Linked DNA regions of Homo sapiens: region 2 is linked to region 1. Evidence: chromatin contacts called from ENCODE Hi-C or POLR2A ChIA-PET data. All regions are on one chromosome and are shown on one strand. The core of a region is the stretch at or near the end of the contact, and the rest is flanking DNA. Distances in the headings are between cores, read along the strand shown. Region 1 holds the start of LINC01539 (long intergenic non-protein coding RNA 1539). Region 2 holds the start of LINC03069 (long intergenic non-protein coding RNA 3069).

What was found. A loop is a pair of places that touch in the nucleus more often than their neighbours do. ChIA-PET counts read pairs that join two places held with the same protein, here RNA polymerase II (POLR2A).
Region 2: a map of A673 shows a loop between it and region 1 (2.2-fold over the local background). The contact joins the promoter of LINC03069 here to the promoter of LINC01539 in region 1. A Hi-C loop is called at or near these places in 5 of 168 maps with a recorded cell type or tissue (A673, IMR-90, endothelial cell of umbilical vein and 2 more). POLR2A ChIA-PET finds 5 or more read pairs at or near these places in 1 of 52 experiments (AG04450).

The regions. Positions count from the first base shown.
Region 1 is chr18:56,132,170-56,139,090 of GRCh38, reverse strand. It overlaps LINC01539 (long intergenic non-protein coding RNA 1539), which reads left to right and starts at 1,555. Exons shown (of 9, transcript NR_040026.1): 1 at 1,555-1,785. All of the region lies in intron 3 of LINC03069 (long intergenic non-protein coding RNA 3069), which reads left to right. LOC105372132 (a long non-coding RNA gene) reads right to left here and starts at 1,513. Exons shown (of 3, transcript XR_935498.4): 1 at 1,148-1,513; 2 at 376-489.
Region 2 is chr18:56,187,987-56,194,754 of GRCh38, reverse strand. It overlaps LINC03069 (long intergenic non-protein coding RNA 3069), which reads left to right and starts at 3,493. Exons shown (of 9, transcript NR_148972.1): 1 at 3,493-3,991; 2 at 6,405-6,477.

The DNA.
Region 1 (6,921 bases), core at 306-2,805:
TTCTTTTTCTTACACCCCATATGCAAATCTCACATTCCCCCGGAATGTTACTATTTCTCTCTCCTTCCCAGCTAATTCCTCAGTCTGAGCCTGTCCCACCTGGAATATTGTAGTCACCTCCTAGCTGGTCTCTCAGCTTCCACACTTGTGCCACCTAAATTTGTTCCCAACATAGTAGCCAGATGGCTTCCTTGAAAATGTAAATGAAATCGTATAATCTTTCTGCTAGAAATTCTTCAGTGGCTTCCCAAATCATGCAGATCCAAATTTGTGATCTAAGCTTATGATCCATCCTCTCACCGTCCCTCTGATCTTACCTCCCACTCCCTTCCCACTCATCCCTGCACTCCCACTGTAGTGGCTTTCATGACCAACCTTGAACATGCCCAGTGTGCTCTTGCCTCAGGGCCTTTGACTTGCTCTTCTCCTCCTTCAAACGATCTTCCACCACACGTCCACGTGGCTGTTTCTTTATCTTTGTTCCGTTCCCTGCTTAAATGTTATCTTATGATAAAGGCCTTCCCTAGTCACCACATCCAATAAAGCATTTTTCCATTCATCTATCATTCTCTATGGTCTTACCTGGCCTTATTTCTTTTTAGCATTTTATAATAACTTGATATATTCAGTATTATTTATTTTGTTTATTACTTATTTCTTTCCTTGAAGTGTAGAATACAGCTTTATTTTTAAAAATAGCTTCCTGTTTGTGCACCACTGTGTTTGCATGAGAGTCACTGTGCTTACATGGAGTCACAACAAATGTGTGTTGAATTAATAAATAAATTTCTTCCCATTAGTAGAAGTTAACATGTGTGTGTGTATCTGTGTGTGTGTGAATCTGTGTGTGTATGTCTGTGTGTAATGTGTGTTGTTTCTGACTCATCAAAGGCTGTGTGCATAGGAGGTTAGATTTTATTCTCTTCTCAAAAAGTCAGTGTGTTTTTCCCTGTATCCTTTCTGCCACCATAGCCCTAGTGAAAGGAGCAGAGTCAATGTATTTCTGGAAAGAGAATAGGATGTAAGAGAGGATATTGCTGCACAGAAAAGAGGAAGGAAAAGCACATCCCTCTTGGTACAAGATGATTGTATGGAAGGGAAGGGGGTCAGAAAGAGACGAGATCAGATACAAACATGTTGGACTCACCTTCTGCACCTGCCCTCCTACCCCAGGGGAAATTATGAAAACTCTGAGAGTACAGAAAGTTTTTCCATTTCTTATTTAAAATTCTGAGAAGGGATCACTTCATGGAATAATTTCTTACCCTCTCTATACAAATCTATGCATCAGAATAAAATTGCTGCTATGGTGGCATGGTTAGGAGAACAACAGCTTGAAATTAGTACCCTAGAACACCATCTAGTTCAATATGCCTTCAAAAATATCTAGAAGTCCCAACTGGCTTTGTGGAGGGACACAGAAGGAAGGTGATGGTGCTTCTGGTGGTGAATTACTGAGGAATCACTGCAGGGATGGTGAAGTGGCCTTGTTGCCATGGCCTGTTGAGGAGGTTGCCTAGGCTAAAGAATAAATGAAAAGAACTTTCAGACCTCATAGATGAATAGAATGAGCAAAAGTTGCAGCACAGCGTGTCACCAGAGAGGAAAAGAATATCCTTGCTGTGCCAAGAAAGAAAAGACCATGGATCTACTAGTTGCAGATTTCAGCAGTAATGCCAAGGGGGCAAGAAGTGACCAGCAGAACAATTAGGCCATGGCAACAGAAGCCAACTACAACCCATGTTCCAATCTATGACCTCCCTCTCCTGCTGGTACAAGGATATGGTGAGCTATCTCACACATTCATTCACCCAGAGATGATATTTGAGACATTTAACAATGGCATGGCACAGGTAGTGATACTGCCCACAGGATGGCTTAATTCCTTTTTTCCCATTGCCCTGAGGTCAGGAAGATTATTTTCCTATATTTGTTTTACATAATATAAGTTTTATAGCTTTTCCTTTCATCATCAATTCTCTTAAAATATTTGGAATTAATTTTTGTATATAGTGTGAGGTAGAGATTTAATGTAATACTTTCTCCATCATTTACCCATAAAACTTCCAAAAGGGTCTAGATTTTTCACCATGACTCTTAGGAATGTGGCAAGGGGTGAGATTTCTTATAGTGGAATGGGTTTGGTGGGATGTTGGCAGACATTCGTATGCATGGATTATTTGTAAATCAAGCGTTTGTTTGTTAGTTGGATGGTTTATGCCTCTCCCTCATATTGTCCATTAGTGCTCCATGCTTGAACCTTTTCATTGCCAGGACTTAGTTTGTATAAATTGACAGACTGAGTCAAGTACATTGGCTGTTGTTGTTACACCAAACATATCATTTGTCCAAGTTCCTCTGTGGAACCAAAACAGAAAATAATTCTGGTTAAGTATATGACACATTTGCCTTCCCACATTACTTTGATAGAAGGGAACCCCAAGGCAGACAAAAACTGCATCTCAGAAAGAGTGAGATGAAATCTCCAAGAGCCTGATACTCTTAGGAAGTTCTTTGCACAGAGTGCATATATTTTGTGACTAAACAATAAGCGTTTATTCAGCATCTATGAAATGAATTTCAAGTTTACAAGCTTTAAAAAATAGCAAAATCCCTAGGTCTCTGCAATAGGCAAACCAGAATTTCACTTAATTTGTTGCTCATCATTTTGGCCTATAAACTCAAATACTTATTAACGCTGTAAATATGCCTTTTTACTGTCTGTCTGACAGCGCCCATGCTTTCTATGCTGTCTCCTTAAACATTTATGAGTGTTCATGAATATGCAAATGCACAATCTAATGTCTGCAAATGGTTGCAAGTACAAATGCTATGTTAATATTTCATACAGTGATGGGAGCAAATCAACAACCATAAATTTTGAACAAATATGTTGCCTCATTAATAACTAATGAGGCAGTGCATAGAGCTGAGGATTTGGCATTTAATGTAAAAGTGGTGTTTAAACAGAGTCTATCAGACAAGGCCACAGCTTCCAAAAATTCACTAAGATCTGCTTCTTTCAGAGTGGTTTCTGTTTGGAGGCGAGGGAAGGTTTTTGAGAAGAGAGTGATTCATAATAGTTGTTTTAAAAGATGAAACTCCATTACATGGTAGAAATCAAATATACCTTTATGAACAAGAAGTGTATTTGATTCAGTGTTCCACTTTCCTGGGAGTTGATGATGTGTAAGATCAACTAAGGAGAGTTTAAATACTTAGTATTAGGTTGGCGCAAAAGTAATTGTGGTTTTTGCCATTAAAAGTAGTAGTAATATAGAAATGTATGCAGCCAAGGAATTGGAAGAGCTAACCCTATTTGCCCCTCATGAGACTAGTGCTAAGTGAATTGGCTTTATGAAAGAGCTAGGCCAGTTCTGAGACTCATAACTTTGGTTCATGATTCCAGTGCTTCCACACTTTACCACGTTCCTAATTCTGTGGGGCACCAATTTTCTTCTATCTTGGTCAATTAAATATTAAAGCTAAAACTCACAATTACTATGTATTTGGGACCTTATGTCAGAGATTTTAAATAGAGAAAAATACCAATACTAGGCTCAAAAGTCACTTTATAGCTCTGGGTGTCAGCATATTCATTCATAAATTGACCAATCTCCAAGTTTTAAAAACTTTCAGGGGACTCTTCCTTGGATGAGATACAAGATGTTTAGGAATTTTTCAGCTTTGCTGAATTATCATGAACAGCATCCATGGCCATTTTGTAGGCCTGAGGAGTAGAATGTATAGTAGATTGGATAAGCTAATATTGACCATACAGTATATCCTGGAAGGTTCTCTTCAAAAATCATTTATTGATGTCAGCTTAATTATTTATTACTTGTTTTCCTCTTCATGGAAATCATTATAACCCTTTTAGTAGTAGTAGTACTTTACCATTTTTAAAGTGCCTTTTAAACATATTACTTTATTTCATCTTCAAAAGTTGCCCCATAAGTAGGTATGATTATCCATATTTTACAGATGAAAAACTCCATCTCAGAGAAGTTAAATTACCTGTTCAAGGAAAAAATAAAGTCAAACCTGATTATTTGAAGATGTGAAAGTTTAAGTTTATTATTATATGCATCTTTATAAAATACCATCTTAAAAGTATTCTTGACTTTTTAAAATAGGTTCCTTTGCCATTGATACACCTAGACCAATTTACTTTCATCTTCTTTGATTCAGATTCTGGTTTTGGTTAGCCTGATTCTCTTCATTACTCAAATCCACATCCAGGTAGGAAATAAAGTATTCAGAGGTCAGCAATAATTTCTCTGGTGATGTAGTTCATGTTCAGTGAAATAATATGTTAAGGCACCCCTTAGTGAGGACTCTTGTGGTGAACTATTTTGTATCTTGACTATGGAGGTGATTGTAGGAATATACATGCATGATAAAATGGCATAGAACTAAAGACATACACACACGTGCATATTAGTGCCATGTAAAACTCATGAAATCCATATAAGATCAGTGGACTGTATCAAAGCTAATTTCCTGGTTGTGATATTCTACTATAGTTATGCAAGGTGATACCATCATGGGAAAGGGAGTAAAAGGTACACAGGTTCTCTCTGCAATGTTTCTTAGAACTATATGTGCATCTACACTTAATCTCAAAATTAAACTACAATACACAAAACTGTAGTTAAAATACAATTAAACTGTTTTTAAAAAGACCCTTGTGATTAGTTAGTATTAAATTGTTTACATAATTCTTGAGGACACCTTGGACCCAGAGGAGCATAAAGGGTGTTTCAATATGCTTTATGCTCTCACTGTGAGCCATTACAACTGTGAGTGTGTCAGTGGGTATTGTGGAAGATCTGTTAGGCTTAAAGACCCAGACACTAACTAAACACTTCTATTTTCTAGCCATGTGATTTTGAGCAAGCCACTTTCTACTTTGAGTCTTGACTTGATTTGTAAGCTCTATGATGAGGTTATAATAGAGCTAGCTCTTAGCATGCAGTAAGACATCACCTCTCCATCTTCACTGCCCTTCCAAATTTACCTCTTACCCTACAACCATAGTAGATATATACAGTTTTTAATTTTCCTTTAAACACATTTTTGATTTCCCCATTTTTTAAATTATACTTTAAGTTCTGGGATACATGTGCCGAATGCACAGGTTTGTTACATAGGTATACATGTGCCATGGCAGTTTGCTGCACCCATCAACCTGTCATCCACATTAGGTATTTCTCCTAATGCTATCCCACCCCTTAGCCCCGACCCCCTGACAGGCCCTGGTGTGTGATGTTCCCGTCCCTGTGCCCATACGTTCTCATTGTTCAACTCCCACTTATGAGTGAGAACATGCAATGTTTGGTTTTCTGTTCCTGTGTTAGTTTGCTGAGAATGATGGTTTCCAGCTTCGTCCATGTCCCCGCAAAGGACATAAGCTCATTCTTTTTTATGGCTGCATGGTATTCCATGGTGTATATATGCCATATTTTCTTTATCCAGTCCATCATTGCTGGACATTTGGGTTGATTCCAAGTATTTGCTATTCTGAATAGTGCTGCAATAAATATATGTGTGCATGTGTCTTTATAGTAGAATGATTTATAATCTTTTGGGTATATACCCAATAATGGGATTGCTGTGTCAAATGGTATTTCTGCTTATAGATCCTTGAGGAATCGCCACACTGTCTTCCACAATGGTTGAAGTAATTTACACTTCCACCAACAGTGTAAAAGTATTCCTATTTTTCCACATCCTCTCCAGCATCTGTTGTTTCCTGACTTTTTAATGATCACCATTCTAACTGGCATGAGATGGCATCTCATTGTGGTTCTGATTTGCATTTCTCTAATGATCAGTGATGATGAGCTTTTTTTCATATGTTTGTGGGCCACATAAATGTGTCTTTTGAAAAGTATCTGTTCATATCCTCTGCCCACTTTTTGATGGGGTTGTTTTTTTTTTTCTTGTACATTTGTTTAAGTTCTTTGTAGATCCTGGGTATTAGCCCTTGGTCAGATGGATAGATTGCAAAAATTTTCTCCCATTCTGTAGGTTGCCTGTTCACTCTGATGGTAGTTTCTTTTGCTGTACAGAAGCTCTTTAGTATAATTAGATCTCATTTGTCAATTTTGGCTTTTGTTGCAATTGCTTTTGGTGTTTTAGTCATGAAGTCTTTGCCCATGCCTATGTCCTGAATGGTATTGCCTAGATTTTCTTCTAGGGTTTTTATGGTTTCAGGTCTTACATTTAAGTCTTTAATCCATCTTGAGTTAATTTTTGTATAAGGTGTAAGGAAGGAGTCCAGTTTCAGTTTTCTGCATATGGCTAGCCAATTTTCCCAACACCATTTATTAAATAGTGAATCCTTTCCCAATTACTTGTTTTTGTCAGGTTTGTCAAAGATCAGATGGTTGTGGATGTGTGATGTTATTTCTGAGGCCTCTGTTCTGTTCCATTGGTGTACATATCGGTTTTGGTACCAGTACCATGCTATTTACTGTAGCCTTGTAGTATAGTGTGAAATCAGGTAACACAAAGCCTCCAGCTTTGTTCTTTTTGCTTAAGATTGTCTTGGCTATACAAGCTCTTTTTTGATTCCATATGAAATTTAAAGTAGTTTTTTTCTAATTCTGTGAAGAAAGTCAATGGTAGCTTGATGGGAATAGCATTGAATCTATCAATTACTTTGGGCAGTGTGGCCATTTTCATGATATTGATTCTTCCTATCCATGAGCATGGAATATTTTTCCATTTGTTTGTGTCCTCTCTTATTTCCTTAAGCAGCGGTTTGTAGTTCTCCTTGAAGAGATCCTTCACATCCCTTGTAAGTTGTATTCCTAGGTATTTTATTCTCTTTGTAGTAATTGTGAATGGGAGTTCACTGTGATTTGGTTCTCTGTTTGTCTATTATTGGTCTATTATTGGTGTATAGGAATCCTT
Region 2 (6,768 bases), core at 2,244-4,743, 54 kb before region 1:
ATCATCTACAAAATAAATGCAAAACAGGCTGGGCACAGTGGTTCACAACTGTAATCTCAGCTACTCAGGAGGTTGAGGCAAAAGGATCACTTGAGCCCAGGAGTTTGAGGCTAGGGTGAACTATGGTCACACCACTGGACTCCAGCCTGGATGACAGAGCAAGACCCTGTCAGCAAAAAAAAAAAATTTTTTTAATTAAAAAAAAATAAGGAAGGGAAGGGAAGGGAAGGGAAGGAGGGAAGGAAGGAGGGAGGAAAGGAAGGAGGGAGGGAGGGAGGGAGAAAGAAAGAAAGGAAGGAAAGAAAGGAAAATGGATCAAAGACCTAAATATGAAAGCTAACACTATAAAATTTGGAACAAAAATGTAGGAAACAGCTTCAAAACATTGAATTTGGTGATGATTTCTAAGATATGGCACCAAAATCGCAGGCATCAAAGAAAAAACAGATAATAAGATCACATAAAAACATAAAAACTGCACCACTGGCTGGGCATGGTGGCTCATGCCTGTAATCCCAGCACTTTGGGATGCTGAGGCAGGAGGATCACTTGAGCTCAGGAGTCTGAGACCAGCCTGGGCAACATGGTGAAACACCATCTTTACTAAACATACACAAATTAGCCGGGCGCGGTGGCACACACTTGTAATCCCAGCTACTAGGGTTTAAAAACAACAACAACAACAACAACAACAACAACACACCTCACATAAAAACGGCTCCACTATCAACAGAGGCAACTCATGGAATGGGAGAAAATATTTACAAATCATATATCTGATAAGGGGTTAATATCCATAATATATAAAGTACTCCTACAACTGAACAACAGCAAAAAAAAAAAAACAAACAGCAAATTAAACCGTAGGCAAAGGACTTGAACAGACATATTTCTCCAAAGAAAATATACAACTGGCCAAGAACCATACCAGAAGATGTTCACCATCACTAATTATTAGAGAAACAAAAATGTAAAACTGTAATGAGATAGCACCTCATACCCCTTAGGATGGATACCATCAAAAAGCAAAAACAAAACAGAGAAAAACAGTGTTGGTGAGGATATGAAGAAACTGGATCCCTTGTGCACTATTGATGGGAATGTAAAATTTTGCAGCCACTATGGAAAACAGCATAGAAATTCCTCAAAAAATCAAAAATAGAATTACCATATGTTCTAACAACTCAACTTCTGGATGCATACCTAAAGAATTAAAATCAGGGTTTCAAAGAGATATTTGAATGCCTGTGTTTGTTGCAACACTATTAACAATAGCCAAGAGGTATAAGGAACCCATTTATATCCATTGATGCATAGAGGATGTGTTAACCTGTTCTTGTGTTGCTGTAAAGAAATACCTGAGACTGGGTACTCTATAAAGAAAAGAGGTTTAATTGGCTCGTGGTTCTGCAGGCTGTACGAGTATGGCACCAACATCTGCTTGGCTTCTGGTGAGGGCCTCAGGAAGCATACAATCATGGCAGAAGGCCAGTTGGGGAGTAAGCATGTCACATGGCAAGAGCAGGAGCAATAAAGGGAGGTGCCACACTCTTTTAAACAATCAGATCTCATGTGAACTCAGAGTGAGAACTCACTCATTGTCACGAGAACACACCAAGACATTCATGAGGGATTCACCCTCATAACCCAAACACCTTACGCTGGGCCCCATCTTCAACATTGGCGATTACATTTTAACATGAGATTTGAAAGGGACACACATCCAAACAATATCAATGGATAATCAAAAAGTCGTATATACATACAATGGAATACCATTTAGCTTCGAGAAAGGAAGGATATTCTGACAAATGTTACAACATAGATTAACCTTGAGGACATTATGCTAAGTGAAATAAACCAGTCACACACAAAAAAATATGGTATGACTCTACCTATATGAAGTACCTAAAATAGAAAAATTCATAAAGAGAAATTAGAATGGTGGTTACTAGAGGCTAGGGGGAGGCAGGGAATGGTGAATTGTTTGATGGTACAGAGTTTCAGCTTTTCAAGATAAAGAGTTCTGGAACTTGCTTGCACAAAAATGTGAACATACTTAACACTACTGAAGTATATATCTGATAAGATATACTGAATTATATATCTGATAACACATACTGAACACTATTTAAGTGTACAGTTAAGTACACTTAAAATGGTTAAGATAATAAATTTTATGTGTTTTTAAAGTCATAATTAAAAATTTAAAAATTAAGGCAAGTGATTTTTAATCCCCTTCTCTGTTTCAGATATGGTATTAATTTTAGCAGAGAGGAAGAAAGAAATATCTAGTAACTCCCAGGAAAATAGGCTCCCTGGATGCATAATCCAGAGATTATATATCAATGTGGTTGCACTTTGTGGCTGAATTTAGAAAACTCTAGCCTATAAAATTATAGTTGGTTACTAACATTTGGTCATCAATGAAATGACCGGAACAAAGGCTCTAATGACTAGGTTATCAGGAAACTTATCTGAATTCTCCATTGTGCTCTCAATGTGGACATACTTTTTATAATCAAAGTACCCATCAGCTAGAGCTGGAGAAGATCTGGGCTCTCTCACTGGTGCCACTGCTGATGGCATGTGTGGCTGGGCATTCTCAGCCTGTGTTCCTCGTTTACAAACAAAGATGGCCAGCTCATCCACATTGCTTGTGTTTCCTCATGGCATAATTTACTCCTTCCTGCTGCACAGGGAAATGTTTCTCTGTATGTGTTTAGTGGTATTGATTTCTATTTTTTACTCTATACCTGCTTTCTAAATTGTAACTATTAAAACATTTTTAAATTGTGGAATTAATAAAACTCTATTACTAATGTTCCAAAGAGAGCACAAGCCAGATATTTCAATTGAAGGAATTTAATAAAAGTAATTCACTATAGAGTTGCTGGAGGGGCTGAAAATAGGTGAGGTGCTGCTACTCTTAGGGTCATAAAGGGAAAAGATGGGAGTCCAGATTGACTAACAGGTGGGAGCTAGAACTACGAAGAAAGTCTGGTGGGAGCTGGGACCACGACATGGGCTGCAACTACGATGGAGCTGTTGGAGGTACTACGTGAGGGATGAGGAGGTGGGCCGCTCTCCCCTCCCACCCTCCAGTTTCCACCAGTGCTGCCCATTGATTTAACCTTAATGGAAGCCAGTGAGCAAGAGCATCTGGGAATTATAACTTGTAGAGATTAGCTCTCTACAGAGCAGAACGAGGGAAGGAAGTGTGAATGGATCTGACAGCCAACAGGCAAATGACCAGTACAAACAGCAAACTTCAAAACCATATATTTATTTATCAGGATTACAATTAGGTATGCCACCTCCCCTATAGATAAGTAACTACCTGGGACCAGGGATAGAGATAATTTGAAAGAGTCTTTGGCAAATAATTAATCTGAGTGTACTTAGACCCGCACTTCTTCACACAAGCAGATTAATTGTTTTTTAGTGAAGTATTCAAATGCAGAAACACTAAGGACTTAGAAACCAAAAATTAATTAGCGTGGGAGGAAGAGACAGTGAAGCAGCCCCTTAAAAATGGTCTTTCGGGTGGAAACACTTTATTTGGGAAGCAAAGTGCAAGATTCAGCAATAGAAACCACTCAGTGTCCTTGGTGAATGATTTGATCCTGGCCATCAGAACCTTTACTTCAGCCAGCAATAAACTCTTAGAAACAGAAGCTTCGAGGTATGTACTCCTGTTCTGCACGAACAAGTTTTCTGGTTGAACATGCTGAACCTCTTAAAAAATTCAGAACAAGTTTTCTCAGAGTTTACAAAGGGATTTCAATCACATGAAGAGAGGAAAACACACTGAGTCGTAACAGTGACATCAAAATACTTTTGAAGTTGACTGAAAATGTGGTTGCTTTTGTTTGAGAATGGCAAATTAAAGAATTGGATATTGGGTTCTTATCTCAGAAGAAACAAAGGAGGAGACCCTGAAAAACTGAACATGAAGAGGAAGAAGTGGAGTTATGCAACTCTTCATAAGGTTGGTGAAAATTGTTAAATCTTTGTGAGTGGTTCTACAGAAACTGCCTGAGTTGAATGGTATGGGAAACTTCTAGTCTAATGGATCTCCTATCTTGATGTCCTTGACTCCCAGCTCATCAGAGGCTTTAGTTTTCCTCTTTTTAATTTGCCTCTTAATGTTAGAGTTTAGCTGTAAAGATAAAATGTCTAAGTTCCTTGTAGTAAGATTTCTAAGGAATAACACCAGTACTACAAGTAATGCCTCCCTCTTGGGGGTGGTGGGGCATGTGTGTTTGTGTATTGGTGATAGCTATAAAATAGAAATAGAACTTAGGAATTTTTTCCAGAAGTGCCCCACTGTTAGACTGTTCAGCCCCATACAGGCTGCTGCTGGAACCCCAAGTGATGTCTTATTAAGTCTTAGATCAACGGCAACTGGCAAGATACCTGGAAAAGCATTTCAGCATTAAAACAGTTTTAGGTCAAATGAGGCCTGGGGAACTGCAGCTTAATTTGATCCATTGCAGCAAAGAAACAACTAAAGGCTTTTAGGTATTTGGTGGCACAGGTCCCACCAGAAAGTAATATTCAGCACTCTGGGTCAATTCAATATTTAATTATATCAGTTAAGAAGGGAACTAATCAAATACAGGCTTTGTGCAAACGCTCTTTCTATATTTAACTCTACATGCCATGAACCTGCTAGAGAGGAAAATTTGAGTTTAATAATATTTAAAAGCTCTTTAAAAGAAGCACCGTCTATCCCTTTATAGGGGCTTGCGTTTTAAAAAATAGAAAATCTATCTCTTCGGGGCTTAGTGGGAGTTAAGCCGCCTGAGAACTGGACAGTTACTCAGGAGATACTATGTGGAGATGAGAATGGTAGCTCTGTCACTAAATTAGAAGGAGCTGAGGCTCACAGGTACACACGCAGTGCTCCTTGTACCCATCCACGCCATTAGCGAGGCAACGTGGGAGAAACGCGTCTATTGTAATTCGTTCTGAGCATGCGCACGGCGTGAGCATGCGCAGCACTGTCAGAACGCAGGCCCTTTCTCGCTTCTTTTCCACCTTTGAGACTGCGCCTCTGGGTGCTGGTTGTAACCTGACTGTCTTCGCAGGAGGAGAGGAATGCAGTTCCCTAGGGACGCTCCCCGTTTCTTGATTCCCTTTAGGTATATTTATTCCTGCTTAATCCTCACGTCAAATCTGCAAAATACTTGATGAACCTTGAACTTTTTTTTTTTTTTTTAATTCCCAGAGAGGCAAAACCTTATCAGTCTGTTGGAATATCGCTGCAAAACCATGTTTTGAACGGGTGTGTTCTGTCAGACTGATTGGAGGTTTCTGGCTGGAATGTTTAATTATCACCTAATTAAGACAGGCTTTCGTTAGTCTCTTTTTTGTATGCCTTGAGATTGCCAGCGGCAGGGTAAGCTTTACTTGACTGACAGCTGTCAGTGGCCCATATGGAAATGACAAATAATGTGACAGGATGAAGATAAAAGGTTTCACCTCGACACTGACCTGTGCCAGGACTCCTTTTCTCCACTCCAGGCTTTTAAGGCAGATGCCATGGCTATGTGCTGTGTTAACTTGGCTGTTAGAAGGTTGCGTGCTGGACAATGACTGCAGTGACCCATCAGGCCATGCATCGTAATTCAGATGTTAAGCTGTCTGGGTTGACGGATCACTTCACTGGATGATCTACTGCTCTGCCCTCAACCACTCAGATGGTCAGAAACAATTGATTCCATTCAGAGGAGCCTAACCAATGCCTTCTCAAGCCACATCTAGTGTATTGAAGATGTTAAAGATAACAGCTCCATAGGCTCTTCTTTTGTAAATCTGGTGTACGAGGTCAAATGGGGTTTTCACAGGCCCCAGGAGGGACAAATCCTCGATTCAAATTTCTTTCTTATTTCATTCATCCTGCCCAGCACTCCAAACCTTTTTTTTTTTTTTTTTTTTTTGAAACATCAGCTTTTGCCACATTAATCACCTACTTGGAGGCTGCCGGAAGAGTGCTCATTGCTGGCTGTAGAATTCAACTCAGAGTTCAAGGCTGCCCAGGCACCGTCATCAGACTATCTGTCCAGATGCATTTCCTCCTGCTCCATGACAGGAGCTCCACTTTACAAAACTCTTTGCCCTTTGTTCCTTGAACCCATCTTCACCATTCTTATTTCCAACCTCGACTGGGCTTTCTTCCATTTCCTCCTCTTCTGCCTGGATGTCTTCTAAGAATACTCACTACACTCCTTGCATTAACTGAAGTTTGGCTTTCCCTGGGGCCACAGATTCTCCTGGGGCTGGAAAGAGCAGAGGTTGTTCACTCCCTGGAGCCCAAGTGACTTAGGAGAGGAAAAGAGAGGACCGCAGCATGTTCTTTGACCTTCATTGCCACTCTCATTATTCTTCTACCCTTGCAGAAAATCTCCATCTGTTTGGAGAAGTACTGCGTCCTTCCGGATTATCTTCTACACTATGCCTTATTGTTATCTGGTAAGTCATCACCACTCTATCCCCCACACCACAGGATTTGCTTTCTGACTTGTGCTTTTAATTTCTACTAACCGTCATAATAGGCATCCTCAGTGTATTTCAGATAATTCCTCTAATCGCCTTCTATACTCATTTTTCCTCTGACAACTCCAGAATATGTTTGCCCTGTTTTTGTTTCAGTGGCACACTTTTCTGGCCACACTCAGCCCTGTTCAATCTCTGAAACCTCTGCCTGTCTCTTTGTCTTCTCATCTCAGTCTTTTACCACTATTAGACGTGTTCATCAGCTTC